Regions from separate parts of the Homo sapiens genome. Here all the other regions are linked to region 4. Evidence: chromatin contacts called from ENCODE Hi-C or POLR2A ChIA-PET data. All regions are on one chromosome and are shown on one strand. Each heading gives the region's core, a stretch centred on a gene start or an enhancer-like site at or near the end of the contact. The rest is flanking DNA. Distances are from core to core; before and after follow the strand shown.

Region 1 (5,138 bases), core at 1,828-4,327, 1.6 Mb after region 4:
TGTTAAAGCCATGCAGCCTGTGGAAGTTTTTTTTGTGTGTTTGTTTTGTTTTGTTTTTTTGAGAAGGAGTCTCCCTCTGTCACCCAGGCTGGAGTGCAGTGGCACGATCTTGGCTCACTGCAAGCTCCACCTCCACCTCTCGGGTTCACGCCATTCTCCTGCCTCAGCCTACCGAGTAGCTGGGACTACAGGCACCCGCCACTGCACCCGGCTGATTTTTTTGTATTTTTAGTAGAGACGGGGTTTCACCATGTTAGCCAGGATGATCTCGATCTCCTGACCTCGTGATCCGCCTGCCTCGGCCTCCCGAAGTGCTGGGATTACAGGCGTAAGACACCACGCCCGGCCTTTTTTTTTTTGAGATGGTCTTGCTCTGTCCTCCAGGCTAGAGTGCCGTGGTATGATCACAGCTTACTGCAACCTTGACCTCCTGGGCTCAAGCCATCCTCCCTGCACAGCCTCCGGAGTAGCTGGGACTAGAGGCTCACACCACTGTGCCTGGCTAATTGTTGTATTTTTTGTAGAGATGGGGTTTCACCATGTTGCCCAGGCTGGTCTCGAACTCCTGGGCTCAAGCAATCCTCCCAAAGTGTTGGATTATAGGCATGAGGCATCATGCCAGGCCTGTGGAAGGTTTTTATGGCAGCCCTTGCTGGGTAACACAGGTACACAGGTAGAGACACCAGGCGCCTTTGCTCTGGACTATATTCTCAAGGATGTTTGCAGAGCAAACAGCCTTGGAAGACAGAGATAATGTTTTCTGCCACAGTCAAGGGTAGACATGCTTACTGTCCATGATAAAAACAGTGTCTCCCTCTGGAGTGAAGGGCAGACACACTTACTGCCCGTATGAAAGATCTGAGCTCTCTAAGCTAAGGGTTAAAAACTTATAAAACTCGTATAGGGCAGCTGACTCCAAGTACAGGCTTCACCTGGGCCTCATGTTGCCCGTGGGAATTGGGTCTCAGTAAACTGGTGCATGAAAATGCTGATATTCCAGCTAATGCTACTATTATGAATAACAAAGTCCTTTGTTTCTGATCTGGGAGTCTCATGTCTTCTGCCAGCATCCATGAATTGTGGCAGGCTAACTTGTTAGCTTACAAGTAGGGGAATAGCTCAGCCCCTGAGCAGCTCTTGATAAGAGCTCATGCCTGTGGGGCGAGGCCAGATGGGAGTCATTGGAGGGTTTTGAGAAAAGGCATGACAAGTCCGGACGTAGGTTTTGTAAGTTTCACCAGGTAGGAAGCAGTGAGCTATTACAATTGTTAGATCTAGTGATGGTCCAGCTAGATGATCCTGACTTCAGCCGAGTGGTGAGAAGTCGTGGGATTCTGGATCCTCTGAAGGTGGAGCTGACACCATTTGGGATATGAGAGAATGATAAGCAAAAAGGACAGCACTGAATTTTTCGCCTAAGCAAATGGTGGCCTGGAGTTGCCGATGACTGGGATGGAGAAGATTTTTAGGAGATGTAGCCGGAAGGGATGGCAGGAGTTCAGCTGGCGACATGCTGGACTTAAACACCAGCTAGGCTTCAGGAAATGTTGAGGATGCAGGTGGATGTGAATTTGTTATTCAGGGGTGAGGTCACAGCTGGAGATACATATGAGCTTCATTAACCTGTGTATGATATTCAAAGCCATAAGACAGGGGCGATCACAGCAAATAGCAAAGAAAAGAGGCCTAACCATAAGCCCTGGGGCCCTCCATATTTAGAGGTTAGGGGAGTAGAAGAAAACCACAAAAGGGACAGTGAAGCCAGAAACACAGCAGGAAGCCCTGGTGAGCACTGGGAGAAGGGGTTTCCAGGAGCGCAAGTGATCAGCTGCTGCTGATAGGTCAGGTTTGGTGAGGCCACATGCCTGCCTCTTGGTTACTAGAGTTACTTATGCGTGGACAGCCCGAGGCATGGAGTGATGACCTGTGCCTAAGTGTCAAGGAGAAGACAAGCAGGTCCGGAATGGTAAAAATGTCAGCACATCTTTGGGAAGTTGTGGAGCCCAGCCAGTAAGCCAACACGGCTGGATACCAGGGTGCTTAGGCCATAGCAAACTGCATGTGAGCCGGTGAAGGCTCAGCAGGCTTTAAACGGGGATGCCGGCCCGGCTGGCTGAGTTTCAGAAAGACCACGCCGATGGCTGGGGGCAGGGACTCAGCCAGTGTCCTCAATCCAGGACCTTGTGGGACCGCCCGGCAGCCAGTGCTTCCGCAAATCTGAAGGGTCCCATTTGCCTCAAAGCGGCGAGACGAGCCTTCCAAGCGCTGCTGCAGTGCGGTCCCAGCTCCGCGGGGGGTCCCCGGGGATGACCTAAATCGGGGATTGCGGTGGGACAGACGGTCCAGGGGCTAAGGAACCCCGTGGAGCAGGCAGCGGCGCTCAGGAGGCAGCAGCTTGAGATCCACGGCTCGATTTTTAAAAATTGTAAGGGAGAAGGATGCCTCGAAAGCCTCTGTGGTATTTTGTCGCATCTCGCACCCCTGTCTAAACTTCAGTCCACTCGTGGAGTGTGGACCCCCACGCCGCATGGGCTCAGGAGGCGCTTCGCCTTTGGAAAGAAATCGCATGTATTAAGGGAAAGCACGTGTGCTACTTTGAGAAAGGAGGCAGAAAGTTACCAAACGCGGGAAGGGGAGGCTCGCCAACCAAGCGAGGCCGTGGGACACTGGCGAGTCGCAGAGGCTCCTGGAGCCAGCCGCTTGGAAACAAACAACAACGCGGCGGGCGAACTCCCGGGCAGCCTCCCCCGTGCCGGGGCGCGGGGGCCGCCGCGAGAACCCGGGCAGGAGCTGGCAGGCGCGGGGCCTGGCCGGCGGGAGGGTCCCGCACCCCGGCCCAGTGTGAACACCCCGCGCACCCCCCTGGCCCGGCCCGCCGGGGGCGCGGACTACAAGTCCCAGGAAGCCCAGAGGCAGGCGCGGGGCGGGGCCTGGCGCAATTCCCCGGGATCCGGCGCGCTGGGAAGCGCCGAGGAGGACGCAGCGCCGGCGGCCGGAGGGCGGCAAGCGCGCGGGCAGGCGGGGCGCGGGCGCGGGCGCGGGCGAGGGCGAAGGCGGGGGCGGGGCCGACGTGGGCCGGAGCCCTGCGTGCCAGGGAGGGGGCCGGCCGGGCAGGCGGCGGGCGGCGCTCGGAGCGGGCTCCGCGGCTTGCAAGGCGCCTGCGACTCGGTCCCAGGTCGGCGGGCGGCGCACGGCGGGCTCGCGCGGGGGCCCCGGCGCGCCGGGCGGCGCAGTACGCAGCGCGCGGACCCACGCCACGGCCAGGAGCCCAGAGCAGCGCGGCCACACTGCCCAGGGGTCGGCCCTCGGCCCCGGCGCTCGGAGCGCGGCGGCTGCCTGGGCTTTAATGGCTGCTCCGCGGAGCAGCGCCTAGGGCTGGAAGGCGGCTGCGGCTCAGGAAGTCACCCGAGCAAGCCTCCTTCGGGGCCGGCCGCACCCGCCGCGGCGCGCTCCATGGGGGCGCGCTCCCCCCGGGCGGCCCGCTGACCCGGGACGCCGGGGCCCGCTCGCTCGCCGGCCGCGCGTCCCGGCCATGAACTGAGCCCGCGGGCCAGCCCCGCGCCTGCTCCGCCCGCGCCTTTCTTCTCGCGCCTCCTCCGCCCGCCGCCGGCGGGCCCGGCTCCCCGGGGGCTGCGGCGCCCCGGGCTCGGCGGCCCGCGGGCCCCGGGGCGCGGGGCGGCGGCGGCGGGGGGCGCGCGGCTCCGGGCGCGGCGCCTGCACCATGAACTACCAGCAGCAGCTGGCCAACTCGGCTGCCATCCGGGCCGAGATCCAGCGCTTCGAGTCGGTCCACCCCAACATCTACTCCATCTACGAGCTGCTGGAGCGCGTGGAGGAGCCGGTGCTGCAGAACCAGATCCGGGAGCACGTCATCGCCATCGAAGGTGAGGGCCGGGCCGCCTTGGGGCCTCGGGAAGGCACGGACGCCCGCGGCGCGGCGGGGGTGTGCGCTGTGTGCGTGCGGGTGTCCACACACGCCGGCCGGGGCACGCGGCTGCTCCGCCGAGGGAGCACTGCGGCGCTGCTTGTCTTGCAAGGCCGGGCGAGCGTCGCCTGCGCCCCGCCGCGCCGCGAGCTCCGCCAGGAAGATAGATCGTCAGCGTTAATTTGATCGTGGACAATAGAGTCTCTCCTGCGGGAAAGTGGCTCGGTGCCTCCGCGTCCTGGGCTGCCGGAGCGTCCCGGCCCAGCAGACGCCTGGGGGCAGCCGGCGGGGTCGGCGCCACCCGACCCCTGACAGGTTACCAGGCCAGGCCTGGGCGTCTTGCTGGACGTTGAAGACGTGTTCTGAGAAGTGCTGCCGCTGGGGGCGAGGCCCGGGCCGGCGTGTTTGGGCGGTGCAGGGCTGCCCTCCTTAGTGTGTTTGCTTAATTCAGGGGTGCAGTTGAACTTAGTGGATGCCGAGAGCCAGCCCTAGCCGCGGGAGCATCGTGTCCAGGTGCCCCTGTGCAAACGCTGGAACCGGTAGTGTGCTTTGTACCAACCAAAAGTCCGGGGTTGGATTAGAGGAAGAACCCTACCAGGAGGGCAGGGCGTCCTCCAGCGGAAGGGTCTCGCTTTCATATGTCTGCAGTTGGAGGCCACTGAAGTGGAGGGTGCTGTGGTTTTAAGAGGGGCAGGATGCTTGGGCAGAATCCCCACCCGCTTCCCTCTGCATGTCAGGCAGGGCCATGGCCTTCCAGGAGAGCTACAGCAGCAGTCTGCCTTCCGGGGCTGTGCCCTCTGGATTTCTGGTGGCTCTCATTTCTCTGTTTCCAGGCTGCTGATTTATTTTCTTGCTTCATCCCTTTGGTCCGGCCAAGACTCACCTGGGGCACCAGGTGGCATGTGCGTGGACAGTGTGGAGTCATATCTTAGCCACAGTTGATCAGCACTTTCTCCCTTCTCAGCGCTGTTGGCCAGTGATGGTAAAAAGCCTGCAGAGTGGCTTGTCCATAATACAGACTGGCCGGTAAGACCTCTATTGAGGAACATTGAGAATGGCCCAAAGCCGGCAGGAATGTGCCTGAAAGCCTGGTGCTGGCGTTGCCCAGCCTCCTCCCTCTGTGAGGGAGAGGGTATCAGCCCACAGAGAGGCTTTGCCTTGGCACTATGTAGTCTGAACTACTAACCCCGAAGTGCTTTGGTTTGAAACTTGG
Region 2 (5,576 bases), core at 756-3,255, 1.2 Mb before region 4:
GATCACCTGAGGTCGGGAGTTCAAGACCAGCCTGATCAATATGGAGAAACCCCGTCTCTACTAAAAATACAAAATTAGCCGGGCGTGGTGGCATATGCCTGTAATCTCAGTTACTTGGGAGGGTGAGGCAGGAGAATCGCTTGAACCTGGGAGGCGGAGGTTGCGGTGAGCGGAGATCACGCCATTGCACTCCAGCCTGGGCAACAAGAGCGAAACTGTCTCAAAAATAAATAAATAAATAAATAAAGTGTTTCAGAAAGTAGGAAGAGGCCAATCATATTGAAGACAGGGAAACACGAAGTCAAGATGAGGACTGAAAGACTCCAGTTATCAACCTGTAGGATGGGGTGTTCTTAGGGCAAGCAATAGGCAGATAGGAAAGGACAGAAGCCACATCGGTGTGGTTGATGATTGCATGCCAGGTGTGGAAATGGAGAAAGTGCATATAAACAATTCTTTGGTGCAGCTTGGCTTTGAAAGGGAACAGGGTCGCAGGAGGGAGAATTGGTGTTTTTGATTGTTTGTTTGTTTATTTGTTTTTTTCGAGACGGATTTTCACTCTTGTTGCCCAGGCTGGCGTGCAGTGGCGCGATCTTGGCTCACCGCAATCTCAGCATCCCGGGTTCAAGCGATTCTCCTGCCTCAGCTACCCAAGTAGCTGGGATTACAGGCATGCGCCACCACGCTCGGCTAATTTTGTATTTTTAGTAGAGACGGGGTTTCTCCATGTTGGTCAGGCTGGTCTCAAACTCCCAACCTCAGGTGATCCGCCGCCTCGGCCTCCCAAAGTGCTGGGATTACAGGCGTGAGCCACTGCCCGGCCGAGAATTGGAGGTTTTTGTTTTTGTTTTAGACGGAGTCTTGCTCTGTCGCCAGGCTGGAGTGCAGTGGCGCGATATCGGCTCACTGCAACGTCTGCCTCCCCAGTTCAAGCGATTCTCCTGCCTCAGCCTCCCGACTAGCTGCGACTGCAGGTGCGTGCCACCACGCCCGGCTACATTTTTTTTTGTATTTTTAGTAGAGACGGGATTTCACCGTGTTAGCCAGGATGGTCTGGTCTCGATCTCCTGACCTCGTGATCCGCCCACCTCCGCCTCCCAAAGTGCTGAGATTACAGGTGTGAGCCACTGCGCCCGGCATGAGAATTGGAGTTTTTAACATTCCATTTTAAGATGGGAGACACAAGTAATCTTTAAAGCTGACAGGAAGGATCCTGTAGGAAGGAAGAAGTTGGAGACACAGGCAAGAATGGGATGCCTAAGGATAGAGTTGCTAGATTTAGCAAACACAGGACGCCCAATTAAATTTGAATTTCAGAAAAACAACGAACAATTTTTCAGTGTGTGCCCCAAATATTGCTGGGTGTCTTGTATTTTATCTGTCAATTCCAAAATAGTTCATCTCTAGGTAAAAGGGTTATAGCCCCAGATGTCCTAGGAAGGAATCAGAGCTCTCAAGTCCTTTCCAGCTGTCCCAGTACAACACTCTGAAATGAATTCCCAGTTCTACCAGAACTGTTAACAAGTAGAGAAACTGCTTTGAATTTCAGCTTTTGCGGCTTTCCCATTCGCTCTAGGATGGCAACTGCGAAGAAAAATGCCGGACTAAAAGCTGTGGAAAAGTTCTAATTTGGAAAACCAGCCCGCAAGTGATGCAGAGGCTTTTGAACTGCAAAAGAGCTCTGGGCGTACAGGACAGTGAGTCACACGGTGCCTGGTCCGGGCCCAACCCTGGACACCAACACCACTCAACTCAAGGGCAGGTACCCGGCTGCTGCCAAGGGGTCAGCGGGAGCCTGCGCACTGCCACGGCCCCGCCCTCTTCCAACCTTTCATCCGGGTCTCGGGCAGGGGCGTGTCTGGGCAGAGGGGCGGGTGGTGGCGGAAAGGAAGGATGTCGTGGGAGACTGGAGAGTGGGGAGGGAAGCGGGAAGGGGCGGGGGCGGAGCAGGGGGCGTGGCGGAGCGGGAGCGCGGTCACGTGACGTGCGTGGCGACGTGTCGGCCATCTTGTGTTGTTGAGGCTGAGGACTGACTGGGGTTCTGAGACTCCCTGTCCCGGACCGCAGGTAACCAGCCGTTCCGTGTCGCTCCCCTGCCCGGCTCTGCTCCGCGCCCCGGCCCCGCCGCCGCGTCCCGGGCCGCCTGTGTCTCCGGTCCGCGTTCGCGCCCCTGCTCCTCCTGCCCGAGCTGGCCCGGCCGCATGGACACCCACAGGCCGCTCCGGCCGGCTTGGGCCGTCAGGCGACGGGACAGGTCAGGTGCAGGGCCGGAGGGAGCCTCCTCCTGGGCGAGGGGCGCTGAGGGCCCTGGCGCGTCACGGCCGCGAGGAGCCGAGAAGCCCCTAGGCCAGGGCCTCTTGGCATTGCGAGGGGAGCCGAACAAGGCAGGAGGGTTGTGGGGTGGGCAGTGTCAGGCCGGCTTGCTCGGAGCTGGAGGGCTCGCCTTCCTCTGCTTGCTTCTCCGCGCCAGACACCCGCCCAGTCTCGGGGTGGCCCGGTAACAGCTGCTGCGGCCAGACAGCTGCTCCTGCCGGCTCTCCTGTCCACACCTGGTCCCTGGGAGGTGCGCTCCTGCCTTCCCCACAGAGCATCTGGACGGAGGAGACTCCTTCCGTGGCGAGAGTACTGGGTCTGGACCAGGCCTGAGGCGAGGTGCAGCCACCATGATCGGAACCTTGGGACCGAGGCTGGGAAACTAGAGCCCATGGCAGCCTTGGGGACCCAAATGTTCACATCAGGTTGAAATGGGCATTATCCTTAAGTGTCAGTTTCCAAAAGCACTCTGAATACTTGTTTTGCGACTGAAACATAAATCAAGCGAACAGGGAATGGGGGCATGAAAGAAGCGGAGCGTATGACCGTGTTTGGGAAGCAATAACGTTGTTTTGCAGTTAATTATTTAGTACTGTGTTTTTTATTTTGTTGTTTTCGTTTTCCTGCAAGTCAAAGCACTTAAACACACGTAGTCTCTCTGTAAGAAAGGTAAGTATTCCAGTTTAACTTGCAAGAAATTGAGTATGGGGCTAGAAGCTGTGAACAGCTTCCTTTCTAGAGCTACATACATTGAATTAAGGCAGTTTTGATTCCCAATGTTGTGCCTGGGGAAGGTATTCTTTCTTTATATAGTATGTCCTTTTTAGAATCAAATGACTTCCTAGATTAGAAAAAAAAATTCTGTCATTCTTTCTGTACATTAATTTTGCTCCTTCTAATATTTGTAGCTTTGGCCTTATTTTGTCCATTTTGCCTAGAACACAAATACTTTCTCTTATTCATTGATGGTTTTACGTGTTTTACTAGTTGGTGTAGCAGTTTCTGATGTGCTCAAACTGGAATATGTACTTGGCTTTTACATCAGATGTTGACAACAGAAGAGGACACTAGAAAAGTATTTAAAAGTGGCACGTAACTGGAAAAATGTCACATGATGTTTCTTTCGAAATTTAACATCAAGGAATACACTGGTGATGGTAGTGCTTCACCAGAAAGGAGAGGGCTTCATGACTTTTTGGTACCTGACAGCATTTGAGACTCTTGAGGTTTGGGAGGGAGAAGGAACCATGTGCTTCCATTCATTTGTTTATTCATTCATACATTCATTTATTTGACAGATACCCTGTTGAGCACTTACTACACTGTTAAGTACTGGGAGCAAAACAGACCAAACAATTCCTGTCTGTATGGAATTCATTTCTAGACAGATAAATAGGTAAAATACTTGATGTAGTGGTAAGCGATGTGAAAGAAAAAAATGAGTCAGGGAGATAGAATAATAGGGGTTTGGGGAGGGGTTAATTTTAAGTGCCCTGAGAAGGCCTCATGGAGAAGCTAACACTGGAGGAAAAACCCAACAGAGGTGAAGGTGCTGTTTCTTTAGCTATACTGGGGTAAAAGTGCTCTAGGCTAGGGAGCAGCAAGAGCAAAGACCCGGAGACAAAAGCTTAGGAGCGATTCAGGAGTAGACTGGGAAAAGCATGGAGGCTAGCCTAGGCTGAGAGGCTAGGGTGAGTGGGAGACTGGTGGGAGATGTGTGTACTTACTGTTTGGTACTAAGATGAGATGGATTATTTGCTATCCTGAATTCTTTTTTCTTATCTCTTGTGATTCTTGGAAAGGGAAATCAGATTCTGGAAATTTGGGCCAGCAGCCAGCCTCCCCAACCCCCTTAACTCCCATCCCCATCCGCTAATTTGGAAAAATTTAGGATGCTCAGTATTTCAGGAAATTATAATGAATTATCTTTCTCAAAAGTAAACGTTTTAAAATGAGATTGATGATAAACTGCTTGAAAGTACTTTTCAAAAGCAATTGCTTTACAAGAAGGAGGCTCTTTGGAGATTTCAGGATATTTGAAAATGTAGGGAAATTAGAAATTTTCCTTTCACATTTAGACACATGATTAAGGAACATACCAGGAAGAAAGGTGGAAACAATGTATTAACTCAAATTATCCTTAATCTGGTTAGTAAAGAATTTTTCTTAATACTGTGCTGTCCAGCCCGGAGACTCTTCCTCTAATTCATGTGTATATCCTTCACATTTTACACGTGTAGAACTTTTTGTGCTGAGTTTTTTATTCCTCCACTTTTACCTTTCAGACTAGTTGTCTAGTCTGATACTTAATAGACATATTTTTTTGCAAAAAACATTTTCTGATTTCCTTCCAGTTTATCTCCATATTCTTTTTACTGAGCTTTCATAAATGTCCTCTTTCATTTTAGTTCAGCTGAGGAATTTTAATATTTTGGTTTTGAAATGCTTTTGCTGGTGAGATGCATATGTGAAAAACACTTTGGAGTAGGTTTGCCTCAAAATCATGAGAAGATGGAAATTACAAGGTCAGTGTGTGAATGCAACTCCTTGGCTAAAAGGGAGGCATAGTGATGGTAGTGATGAGGTAGTGTTTTAACTAATTGCCTTTCTTCCTCTTGTTTTTCTATTGTGTTTTTGAAATGACATTTCCAAATTATGTCTTTGATGTCATATCAGCTCATTTGTTTTCATGACTCTGCATTTTAATACTCCATATTGTCTCTTCTCTTTTTGTTGACCTTCACATTGGAAGATGACACTGTTGATAGTGATTGCTATCTGGGAGAACCTTTTTGGGTAAAAAGATTACTACTGTCGCTTTTATGATTGCCCTTCTGTAGGATCTTTGACTTGTGCCATTTTCAAATTTTGACTTTGTTTGCAGTTCTCCATTAGCTCCTGCTGATTAAATTTCCCATACTTTCTGTTTTATTCTATTTCTTATAGATTATAGTGGGACCAGTCTCATTAGGTTGAATCTACAGCCTATGTTGGTGTTAACCCAGGTCTCTTAGAGGCAAGTTAAATGTCCATTTTCCTTCAGTTTAAATTACCATGGCATATTGTTTGGTCATTGTTGTAACAGTCTGAACTCAAGCTTTTTTTCACTGCTTGATTCCCACTAGGGTTTTGTGGTGATAAAGTCCTATGGTTTTTGCATGGGAGAGTATTTAAGAATAAAAGGAAAAATATATAAAATGAAAAAGAAATAGAAGTTTAAAATAAGATAAAAAAGTCCTAGAGTTTCCATTCATTTTTAATAC
Region 3 (5,597 bases), core at 2,552-5,051, 1.0 Mb before region 4:
ACTTATCTCCTAAATAGTGAGCATTGTACCCAGTAGGTGATTGTTCAACCCTTACTCACCTCGTATTCTCCCAGCTTTGGGGGTCTCCAGTGTCCATTATTCCACTTTGTGTGCCTGTTTGTTTAGCCCCCACTTATAAGTGAGAACATGCAGTATTTGACTTTCTGTTTCTGGGTTACCTTACTTAGGACAATAGCCTCCAGTTCCATCTGTGTTGCTGTGAAAGACAAGATTTCATTCTTTTTTGTGGCTGAGTAGCATTCCATGCCTTATATAAACACCACATTTTCTTTATCCAATCCTCTGTTGATGGGCAGTTTTTAATTTCAGTTATTATACTTTGGTACTCCAGAATTTCCTTTTGGTTTTTTAAAAAATATCATCTATCTCTTTATCAATATTCTTTATTTGGTGTGACACTGTCATCATACCTTCCTTTACTACTTTAGTTATAGCTTCCTTAGGTTCCCTGAACAACTTTTATAACATATGCGAAGTCTTTGTGAAATCTGACATCTTGTTCACTCTCACAGGCAGTTTTTGTTGCCTGCTTTTTTCCCCAGTGTATGGGTTATACTTTCCTGTTTCTTGCATGTATCGTAATTTTTTATTGGCAGCTGGACTTTTTGATAATGTCTTCTAGCAACTCTGGGTATCTCCACCCGCCCTTCCCAGCTTGATTTTCTTACTTGTTTGTTTATTTGTTTTGTGACTGGATGGATTATTTTAGTGGAATCCAGTTCTCCCCTCCTCCCCCCGACCATGTTGAAGCCCTTGCTCTTGCCCATGTTGGGGATATAGCACTGGGTGTGCCCAGAGTGACTCCGAGGTGACCGTGGGTTTGGCAGGGCTCTCTTTGATTGTCTTTTCCACACCCAGCTGTTTCACTCCACTTATTGCTAGCTGATTGCTCTGTTGTTCTTAACCCATTTCCCGTTTGCCCTGAGAATATCCCTGGTGGTGCGTGTGGCTGCAGCGCTGACCCCGAGATAACTCTCGGATTACAGTCCTAACCTTACCCCTAAATGCTTTTCAGAGAATTATATCCAAACAGCACTGATGCAGTTAGGACAGCTTGTTGGAACAGAAAACAGATGCCAAATGATCTAGGAAAAAAAACCTGCGAGTTAGCCCTGGGTAAACGCTGCAGCTGCACATGCTGCCAGCAAATATTCTCGGGGCAGATGGGAAATGGGTTAAAATTGTCCTGGGCTGGGTGCAGTGGCTCACGCCTATAATCCCAGCACTTTGGGAGGCCGAGGCTGGTGGTTCGCTGGAGCTCAGGAATTCAGTACCAGCCTGGGCAACATGGTGAAACCCCATCTCTACATATATATATATATATATATATATATATATATATATATATATATATATATATATATATATATATATACATATATATACTTATATATTTATATATATAAATATAAATATATATAAATATAAATATATATAAATATAAATATATATATAAATAAATTATTCAGGCGTGGTGATGTGTGCCTGTGGTCCTAGCTACTCAGGAGGCTGAGGTGGGAAGATCACTTGAGCCTGGGAGACAGAGGTTATAGTGGGCCAAAATCATACCACTGCACTCCAGCCTGGGTGACGGAGTGAGACCCTGTCTCAAAAAAAAAAAAAAAAAAAAAATCCCTTGGGGCATACACTGACAGACTGATCCACTTAAATTCAGGTTTCTTTGAAGAAATAGCTCCTGAGGTCTATATATGAAATTTGTTTTGACTCCGGGAGGATTTCTTCTAGTTTTCTTTAACTAGTTTTCTCAGATAAGGTAGCAGCCTCCTACAGTTTAGCCTGTATCTCCTATGAATCTACCAGTCTCCTCCTAATTGCCTTTTATCCCAACTTCTACTGTTTCTGAAAACACCATTAGGCTTGAACTCATCCACTGTCTGTTGCAAATAAAGTCAGTTCCTTTGGGAAGAAACCTGGAGCTTTCTGTTTTCTACCTGTTTCCTACACCACTACCCTCAGACAAAAATCTCTCAGTCAGCTCTGGAAGTGGGCACAGTGGTCTGCTTTCCTCTAACATTTGCTGAAGGGTGGGCAGAATAGTAGCCTCAGGTATTCTTGGCTTGCCTCTCCTGATGGCTTGGCCCGGCCAGCTGCATTGGTGATCACGACCCTAGTGTTGGTGTTGCTGTGGTCAAGTTTCCATCCTATGAGTGGGGCTGGGCACAAGAAGAGAGCCTCCACATCTGTTGCACTTGTTTGGAACTTAGCATTTGTCACAGGTGACTGCCATCAGGGTGAGACACACCGATGTGCTTTTCCCAGGAAGAAAGCCTGCTGACTGATGGCTGAGGGGAGAAGGGAAGCCGTGTCTTGACTGTACCAGTCTAGAGTGGAGTTTCTGTCTCATTAAGCTGGGAGGAGAGAAGGAGAGTAGGTCTTGGTTTAAGTATCACCAACTCTTGCTGTTCTTACTGAGTTTTAGCAAATATTCTTGAATAAACTTTTTTTCATTTGCTGTATGCCCTTAGGAGTATTTCCAGAGACTTTATTTATTTTTTTGAGACAGGGTCTGGCTCTGTCGCCCAGGCTGGAGTGCAGTGACACGATCTCAGCTCACTGCAACCTCCGCCTCCTGAGTTCAAGCGATCCTCCTGGCCTCAGCCTCCTAAGTAGCTGGATTAAAGGTGTGCGTCACCACACCCAGCTACTTTTTTTTTTTATTTTTAGTAGAAATGGGATTTTGCCATGTTGGCCAGGCTGATGTCAAACTCCTGACCTCAAGTGATCCGCCTGCCTCGGCCTCCCAAAGTGCTGGGATTACAGGTGTGGGGCCCTGCTGCCAGCCAGAGAGTTTAAATGATTATTTTAAAAATGATCTTCACCAGTTTTGCCAGGGAGCAGGTCCACGCAGCTCCTCATGCTGTCATTCCGACAGTGAAACAGTTATTTCTTAAAGCAAAACCAGTGTTGAAATGTAAGGTAGCAATGTCAGCGCAGAACAAGAAGAGTATAGTTTTAAAAATCAATGAAGGACATTAGGCATTCGGGGGTCCCTATTTGCTTTTGATTTGTCAAAAGTTTGTTCTGAGAAGCATGATTGACACACTGCAGTTCTCCTGAGTGGGCATTATAGGGTGGGCTGGTAAGTGTCATGAGGCAATGTTGAAAGAGCTCTGGGATATTATTTCCGATGTACAAAGAAGACTTAAGGAAAATGAAAGCTATCAGCAGACATAAGTCTATATAAGGAAGACTTAACTTTGGTCTGTAGAACAGACCTATGAAATATAGAGTATATATTTTGTGTGTATATATACCTAGAGAAAGAGCGTGTGTATGTATATGTATATGTGTGTATGTGTGTGTGCATGTGTATATATATATATACACGCATATGTATGTGTGTGTATATAGAGAGAAATAGGGAGTCAGGCCAGGGAGGAGAGAGAAAATAAATATATTTTGGCACAGCAATAGGAAGATTCTCAGAGGTGCCCGTGAGGATAGATGGCCATTTCTGGAGGCACTGCCTCTATTCCCAGTGCTGGCTGAGTTCTGCTGAAGCGGGCTTGAAAGATTGTTTCCTGATTACCATGGGGTGACACATCTACTGTGATTTTAGACAACATCAGTGGTTACTGGCTGCATCAGAATGATTAAAATATGCTGATTCTCCTGCCTTCCCTTCTGATCTTCTGATTGATTAGGTGTGGTGGAGCCAGGGCCTCTACATTTTTATAGGTCCCTTCAGGTTATGCTGCCAGTTTGAGATCTACTGCCTTACTTGATCTTGATAGTGCCTTCAAATGAGTCATTTCCTGTGGAGACAAAGTTAATTTTTGCTCAGTTTTGCCTCTCAACACCTCCCTCCCCCAGTCTTTGTTAACTTCCCTCTGCACCCCTCCCCCACCCCAGGGCAGGTGCATTTTGAGAGAAATGCCCTATTGTCTGTCATATTGGCTAAAAAATGTTAAGAGTTGATTATGTTCAGTAGTGTTGAAGACATTCATTTGAAGAGTTGTTTGGCAGTATCAGTGATGGTTTAAACTGTTTATACCTTTTATCCTATCAATATCCACTGTTATAGATTTCTGCTGTAGGTCCATTCTTTTGGGGACTGTTTGGCATTTTATTTGTTTTGATCTATGTTCATGTATTATTTTTATTAAATACATTTTTTAAGTCTGGTTAGGTTTCTTTTTTATTGTGTTCGCTTGTTTGATGCCTCAGTATTAAAAGTGTGTCTTTTTCTGGCCAGGAAGAGCAAGGGGTTCTCTGAGAATAATCAGGCTTTGAGAATATTGAAATATTCAGGACCTAGATATTTATACTCTATTTTAGTCAATAATCTTAAGGGATGGGAAAAATAAAATTATTGATTAAAAGCAGCTTAATGCTCATGACTAGAAGCTACAGCCTGGTTAACAGTGGCTCCCTTTCATAAAGGCTGATCAAGAACTATGCCAGCATCTCTCATGAGATGAGAAATCTCATGGTGCTACCCTCAGAAATCGTGTCCTTAACACTTTCACTGGACAGCAGCATATCATGTCCTTTGTTGCTTTCGTCAATTAAAAAATCCTTAAGCCAATTTAGTGATTCTTTTGTTTACTCCTCTTTATGGTTGTATATTGCTGTTTATGTCAGTACCAGATGTAACAAATTTGTTGTCACCAAGAGGTAGATGAAATGTAAGTGTGTATGTGTATTATAAGTTGTTTTAAAATAAACTTAGGTTTGGAGCAGTGACAAAAACTTAAGCAAAAGAAGCTGAGAGGATAGTAAGTAAAAGCAATGAAGAAGGAAATTTGAATTGAATGTGGTAAATGGAGTTGAGAGAAATGCATTTGTTCTGGGTATACATAATGCATTATTGCTTCTTTGTTTCCTGTCCACATTTCCTCATGAACTTTCTGGCCTTCCCTTTTTTGTTAGCTTCCTTCTTCTTCAACGTGGGGCCAGCAGTCCAATACAACAGCATGTCAGTCCCAGGCCACGCTGTCGTTGGCTGAAATCCAAAAACTAGAGGAAGAACGAGAACGGCAGCTTCGAGAAGAGGTAAAATTTTAAAGTAAAAGGGATCTAGTCAAGCGATGTTCCAGAATATCTAGCATGCATTATGGGTTAGTGGTTACTGAGGACAATTACTGTCAGAATTGTTGTGTGTCTGAATTGGACGTTCATTATTAAACTTCAGCCCATAATTTGGTTACCCTAGCAAATGTGAAGGATCTCATAGGTATAACATGAAGATTGAGTAACATAACTGTTCAGTTTTCTTAAACATTTTACTGTAGTTCTTGAGAAGACCTCATAAATAAAACTACACGGGTTGTTCAAAATTGTGGGTGAGTTGTGTGCAGATAATCTTTTATAAGTCTGATGTCTAGAAAGCAGAATATGTTTTTCTCTAAAGACACTGGGTTCCCTGACTAGTCTAGAAAAATGTGACAGAAATAAAGTACCTCTGCTTTTAAGTGTATATCCTGTAGTTCATCATTAGGGTAGGAAGGATACAAAAGAGTATAAAAGGGAAGGGGAATAACACAGCTTTTGACAGAGAGGAGAAAATGAATAATTTTCATAGTTTGGTTCAGTATGCCATTCGGTGCTCATTC
Region 4 (5,363 bases), core at 1,309-3,808:
GCTCCTGGATGCCCCCGTAGAAAGGCCAACAGCACCTTCCACTAAAATAACGGGTCTCAGAGCGACAACACCCTCGGATCAACTAGGCAGGGAAGCCAGGGTCTTCCGAAGGTAGAAAAATGCAGAAGGAAAGATGTGTGATCCTCCAGGCTGCACCTCTCCTCATCTCTCTTCCTCCCCTTTCAAAACAGGAAGAGAGACATTCTTCTTCCCTAGAAGGAACTGGATTTGGTATTTTCTGTAAGGACCCAAACAAAGTGAGTGCCTCGCTGGGCTGGCACGTGACCTTGGGGAGGGTTACCCAACTGGCCCAGCCTCTGCACATGTATTATCAGAGCCCCTCAGCCTGTGACACAGGAAACACAGGGTGATGAAAAAGGCCAAATATTACACAGTGACTCCTTGCACTTGACAAGCTACAGAAGAAATGCTTCTAAATCCTTAAAAACAGAAAGAGTATAATCATGAGAAAAAGTGCCCCGTGGTGGCCTCTGCGTAAGCTCAGAGGTTGGGCATACCCACACCTTTATTCATATGAATACTCCTCCACAGCAAGGTTATTTGGCAATAAAATTTGACACTAAATACCTGGATCTCTCCTTCGTTTCTTTCCTTTATTAGTCTTCCACCCCAAATTCTCAATCCTGAAGAAAAGAAACAAAAATGACCATTTACATAATCCTGAACGCTGAACTTCTGCTCAATCTGTGTTCACCAGATGCCAAAGTGACAGGCAAAAAAAAGGTACAATATTAAAACCAAGCCAGGTTTCTGATACCCTGCGATTGTTCCTCTTTGTAAAGTTTCAGGTTTTTAAGGCAAATTCGTCATTCATGGAAATCTCTCCTACCTACTAGAAAACGGCTCATCAAATTACATCATTAGCCCAAAAAGTTAAATGAAAACAAGGAACATATGACAGCGACTGTCCTTAAAATATATAGAGGGCAATCTATATACCATATAGAGGGAGTAAGCACTTTTCGCAGGCAATCTCTACATCCCATATACTGAATGAATGCTTTCTAAGGGCAATCTACATGTTATACAGAGACCAAAGGGTAGCAGACCTGCCACTGGAATATTTTAGTTTCTGCCTGTGTAAACTTTTCACCCAAGATGTGTCTGGATTGGCTATAAAGGCAGAAAGGTAGGATTTCTTTTAACTCAAGGAGCAGATCTTGTGAACCTTCTGTGTCCGTTTAATGCAACATAGAACTTGCTCTGAGGTTTGTTTTCATTAAGTGATACTGAGTTAGTTATAAAGCTATATGGGAGGAATTGACCCCAGCCAGTGCAAAGTGTCACCAGCTATTTACCAAAAAGAATCCACAAGATTTCAGTCCGTTTACATTAACTATTAAACGGAATGCCTTCTCCTCCCTATTCAAGTACTTGGAGCCTCAAGGAAGACAGTTACTACTCCAAGTTAAACAGGGCAAACAATAGTCAATGTGAGTATTCACAGTGCGGGGCGGGGTACTGTTCACAGTTTCATAGGGATTGTACGTGACTGTTACAACACCCACGCCCAGGAGACATTATTGTCATCATCCTTCCCATTTCACAGATGAAGACACTGAGACCAGTCCAGCTAAGCAACTGCCCCACGCTGCCATGGTGGGGAGGTGGCCAGCGGGGATGCCAACCCGGTAAGCCGGAGGCATGTGAGCCAGGAGGCACCTATGTCTCTTCAGGAATTGTTCTAATAAGTAATTCAAGTAATTTACAGGTTTAAGGGCACCAATGTTTTGGTTCCTATTAGTTAGGTGAACAATGTTTACTTCTTAAGAGAGCAGGGACAGCATTTCAACTACTCCATTCACACTCTTCACCCGAATACTCAGAAGGTGGGGAAGACCCTTACCCTGTGGCGTCTCGTAGGTCAGCGTGGCCATTTGCACCACCGGGGTGTCCTCGAAGGGCTGGTTGTACTGCGGAGGAGGAAGGGGCTTCCTGTCAGGTTCCAGGGCCACGAGGGGCCCCAGACCCGGGAGGAGGCGGCGCCAGCCCGTGAGAGGCCGTTAGTCTGGCCTGGGGCGCCCCAAACGCGGTCTCTGCAGCGGAGCCCCCAACTCCGCCTCTCTCGTCCCACTCAGGAGCACCCCCAGCCCCACCAAACCCTCCTCTCTGCACCCGAGCCCCAGGCCTGCTTCCCCACTCCCCGTTCCGGAGGCCCCAGTCTTTCCTCCCCGTCCCCGCACCGAAGCCTTCGGCGCTGCCTCCTTTTTCCCTCTCCGGAGCCCCCAGCTCCGCCTCCACCTTCTCTCCGCATCCAAGCCCCAGTCCCGCTTCCCCAACCCCCGCTCCGAGTCCTCAGAGCCCCTTCCCTTCCCGTCCTACGTCCCCTCCCAGCCTCACTCCGACACGCAGGCCTCCCCTCCCGGCGGACCGGCGGGGGCCGCACCTTCTCTATCAGCCGCTGCATGCGCCTCTGGAAGCGGCGGCGACTGGCCCTGAGCTTCTGCAGCAGCTGGTCGTCTTCCACGTCCTCGCCCTCCATGGCGCGCAGCGTACCCAGCATCGGACCCAGCCAGTACCCAAGCGCCAACCCGGACTGCAGGGCCTCGCGCGCCACAAACTCAAATAGGAGACTCCGCCCTCCCTGCCTTCCTCTCGGTTTTCTATTGGCTAGAGCGGAGAAGCCGGGCACTGATTGGGCCTTTCAAACAAATTTGCGTCCCACCTTCCGGCCAATCCACTCCCGAGTTTCCAGCCACGCCCCAATGTCCGGCGGAAGGGAGGGAGGGTCTCCGGCCGCCACGGCCGGTGGTAGTTGTACAAACAGCTGTGTGCTTATTCATCAGCGGTGCTGTGCGAGATCCGGTGGGATGCGTGTCATCTCCCGCGCTGTGCACCGGAGATAAGTGCGGCCTGGAGATTTCTGCGTGACTTGCTCTGGGTGTCGCCGCTGGGCGAGGTCCGCCTTCCTCACCCCTCCGCCTGGGATCCCGGCGCAGTTTCCAGGGCAGGGGCCTAAGAAAGACAACCCCAAATTACCAACCCAAAAGGAGGCAGGATAGCGAATATTCATCTAGAAGGAAAAAATAAGTCTCAACGAATGACACATTTAAAGATGCTGACAAATGCGATACACATCACAAAATCCAGGAAAATACTTCTATTAACCCAGCTTTTTCCCTATGTATTTCTGATTGCATATTCTGCTTCTTCATTGATATTAATCTTGTAATATTTTCTCCAGAGAGAAGAGCAAGATAAATCAGTCTTTAGTATGGTTGATGGAATTTATGATTGACATCTTAGGAAAGTTTCATTCAGCTTCATCACTTAACCACATTTGTGTGCTTGTGCTGATATGATTACCATAGTATGTGATTGAAAATAAAAGCATTACTGAGCACCAGGAGGTCCCTTAGAGGGGGCTCTTCACCTCCTTTCAGCCTGCACGGCAATTCTATCATGATGTCCTGCGGAAATTTAGGTGGGAGTGGGTGGAGGGTAAGAACTTCAGGGCTCATGTAGTGTGTGTGTCCACAAAACGTGTTGCGTTGTGCTGGACACAGAGATGTGCTGGCCTGATTCCCCTTAAGATGCCACAGCTGCTAGGAGGGCAGTTGGCAGGGGCCTTCAGTTGTCAGCCTATTCTGGGATGATTCAGTTGCAGAGAACTCCCTCACCCAAGGTCCTGCTGCCCCAGGGTGGCCCAGCACCAGTGACTGATCCAGGTGGGAACAGGAAGGCTGTATCATTTCAGTCTGATGGAAGAAAACCCTGGGCCACTTTATCTTCCGAGCTCTCAATTCCACGGAATTGGATGGGGTAACCTACCAATCCTGTTTCTTTCCTTCCCTTCCTCCCTATATAAACATCCTCTCTGAGTCTTCTCCAGTTGCAGGATCTACACATTTAACTTGTACCTTTTCCAATTTTCACAAACAGACCGAGGTGTCTTCCTCCTCCTTCCTTAGGAGTGTTCAGAAACTTAACATGCTCTTCCTTGGACTCTGTGCTTCCCACACATAATTTACTTTTCAAACATCTAACTGGGCCCATTTAGAGACTTGAGACCTTGAATAAGATTTTCTTTTTTCTTTTTGAGTTTTGGATGATTGACTCTTCCATTGTTACCAGATAGAGTTGTCCAGGTTCTTGGTGTGTTGAACAAAGAATTGAACAAAACACACAAAGTAACAAAGGAATGAAGCAACGAAAAACAAAGCAACAGGAGAACGGAGTAAGGAAAGCACAGATTCATTGAAGACAATTCACAGAGTGCGAGCGGACTGGAGCCCGCAGCTCAAGAGCCTCTTCAATTAGGGTTTTTATAAAGCCAAAAGAACTTGGCAACACCCCTGGGTACCCTTTAGAGGCCTCCAATTGGTTACACCCTATGAAGGATTGGCCTGTGACCAATCAGAGCCTAAAGTGGAAACTTGGCCTGCAGTCATTCAGGGGCTGAAGTGGAAACTTCTTTCTTGTTATCACGGGAGTGAAGATGTAGCCTATGTCCTGCCCAATCTTGCTTAAAACTGGCTGCACCTGCTGTTCTCTTGCTTATGCGAACTGGCTGCATCTGCTGTTCCTTTGCTTATGCCTCAACCCTTTGCTACCCCAGTTCCCTATTCTCCTGCCTCACCATGACTCTCTAACAAGCACGATAGTACCAGTTTTCAAAACTGGCGTCTCCCAGGGCTTATTCTCTATTCCTGGGAAACCATTCCAAGATTTCCTTTGCTGGCTTCACTGACAATCCAAGCATCTGCCTCTGTCCTAGGAGTTTGGGGGCAGCTTCAGTGGAAAGATTTCTCAATCTCAAGTTCAAGTCTTTAATTGAAGTCCAAAACATACTTGCTTTAGCCAAACTCCTTCTGAGCCAGCCAAAGTCCATGCATTAACCCTTATTGTTCTGGCCTGGTGGTCTTCCAGTCGTCTCTGACTGGCTTTCCCCATCCCATGGTCTAAAGTGGTGCTCCAGCTAAAGAAAGAAGAACCCTGTATCATGCTTCTCATGTGATGCTGTAGCAGGACAAGCCGCAGACAAAACCCCTCAGACACCGAGTTAAAGAAGGAAGGGCTTTATTCAGCTGGGAGCTTCGGCAAGACTCACGTCTCCAACAACCGAGCTCTCCCGAGTGAGCAATTCCTGTCCCTTTTAAGGGCTCACAACTCTAAGGAGGTCCATGTGAGAGGGTCGTGATCGATTGAGCAAGCAGGGGGTAAGTGACTGGGGGCTGCATGCATCAGTAATTAGAATGGAACAGAACGGGACAGGGATTTTCACAGTGCTTTTCTATACAATGTCTGTAATCTATAGATAACATAACCGAGTAGGTCAGGGGTCGATCTTTAACTACCAGGCCCAGGGTGTGGCGCCAGGCTGTCTGCTTGTGGATTTCATT

The links. A loop is a pair of places that touch in the nucleus more often than their neighbours do. ChIA-PET counts read pairs that join two places held with the same protein, here RNA polymerase II (POLR2A). Pooled maps may share reads with other maps.
Region 1: a map of posterior vena cava shows a loop between it and region 4 (16-fold over the local background). The contact joins the promoter of AGAP1 here to the promoter of HJURP in region 4. A Hi-C loop is called at or near these places in 1 of 168 maps with a recorded cell type or tissue (posterior vena cava). POLR2A ChIA-PET finds 5 or more read pairs at or near these places in 1 of 52 experiments (PC-3).
Region 2: a loop to region 4 is called in a map of CD4-positive, alpha-beta T cell, with 7 times the contacts of the local background. The contact joins the promoter of GIGYF2 here to the promoter of HJURP in region 4. A Hi-C loop is called at or near these places in 1 of 168 maps with a recorded cell type or tissue (CD4-positive, alpha-beta T cell), 2 of 37 single-sample maps with no recorded cell type and 13 of 50 pooled maps. POLR2A ChIA-PET finds 5 or more read pairs at or near these places in 1 of 52 experiments (activated CD4-positive, alpha-beta T cell).
Region 3: a loop to region 4 is called in a pooled map, with 5 times the contacts of the local background. The contact joins the enhancer-like site here to the promoter of HJURP in region 4. A Hi-C loop is called at or near these places in 2 of 50 pooled maps. POLR2A ChIA-PET finds 5 or more read pairs at or near these places in 2 of 52 experiments (OCI-LY7 and WTC11).

What each region holds. Positions count from the first base shown.
Region 1 is chr2:235,490,966-235,496,103 of GRCh38, forward strand. It overlaps AGAP1 (ArfGAP with GTPase domain, ankyrin repeat and PH domain 1), which reads left to right and starts at 3,078. Exons shown (of 18, transcript NM_001037131.3): 1 at 3,078-3,884. The coding sequence starts at 3,722. RefSeq lists an enhancer at 4,332-5,138.
Region 2 is chr2:232,695,326-232,700,901 of GRCh38, forward strand. It overlaps GIGYF2 (GRB10 interacting GYF protein 2), which reads left to right and starts at 2,006. Exons shown (of 29, transcript NM_001103146.3): 1 at 2,006-2,067. RefSeq lists enhancers at 1,813-2,509, 2,510-3,204 and silencers at 1,859-1,948, 1,979-2,308.
Region 3 is chr2:232,834,935-232,840,531 of GRCh38, forward strand. GIGYF2 (GRB10 interacting GYF protein 2) reads left to right here. Exons shown (of 29, transcript NM_001103146.3): 23 at 4,915-5,037. Among named protein-coding and RNA genes, the nearest start is that of SNORC, 33 kb to the right of the region's middle. Within about 2 kb of position 3,802, at least 16 of the 41 ENCODE cell types and tissues checked have a DNase peak (open chromatin) inside an H3K27ac peak, as active enhancers do; they include OCI-LY7, where a contact is called at or near this core.
Region 4 is chr2:233,851,977-233,857,339 of GRCh38, forward strand. HJURP (Holliday junction recognition protein) reads right to left here and starts at 2,559. Exons shown (of 9, transcript NM_018410.5): 1 at 2,408-2,559; 2 at 1,868-1,934; 3 at 589-644. The coding sequence starts at 2,524. RefSeq lists an enhancer at 2,441-3,433 and a silencer at 2,501-2,760.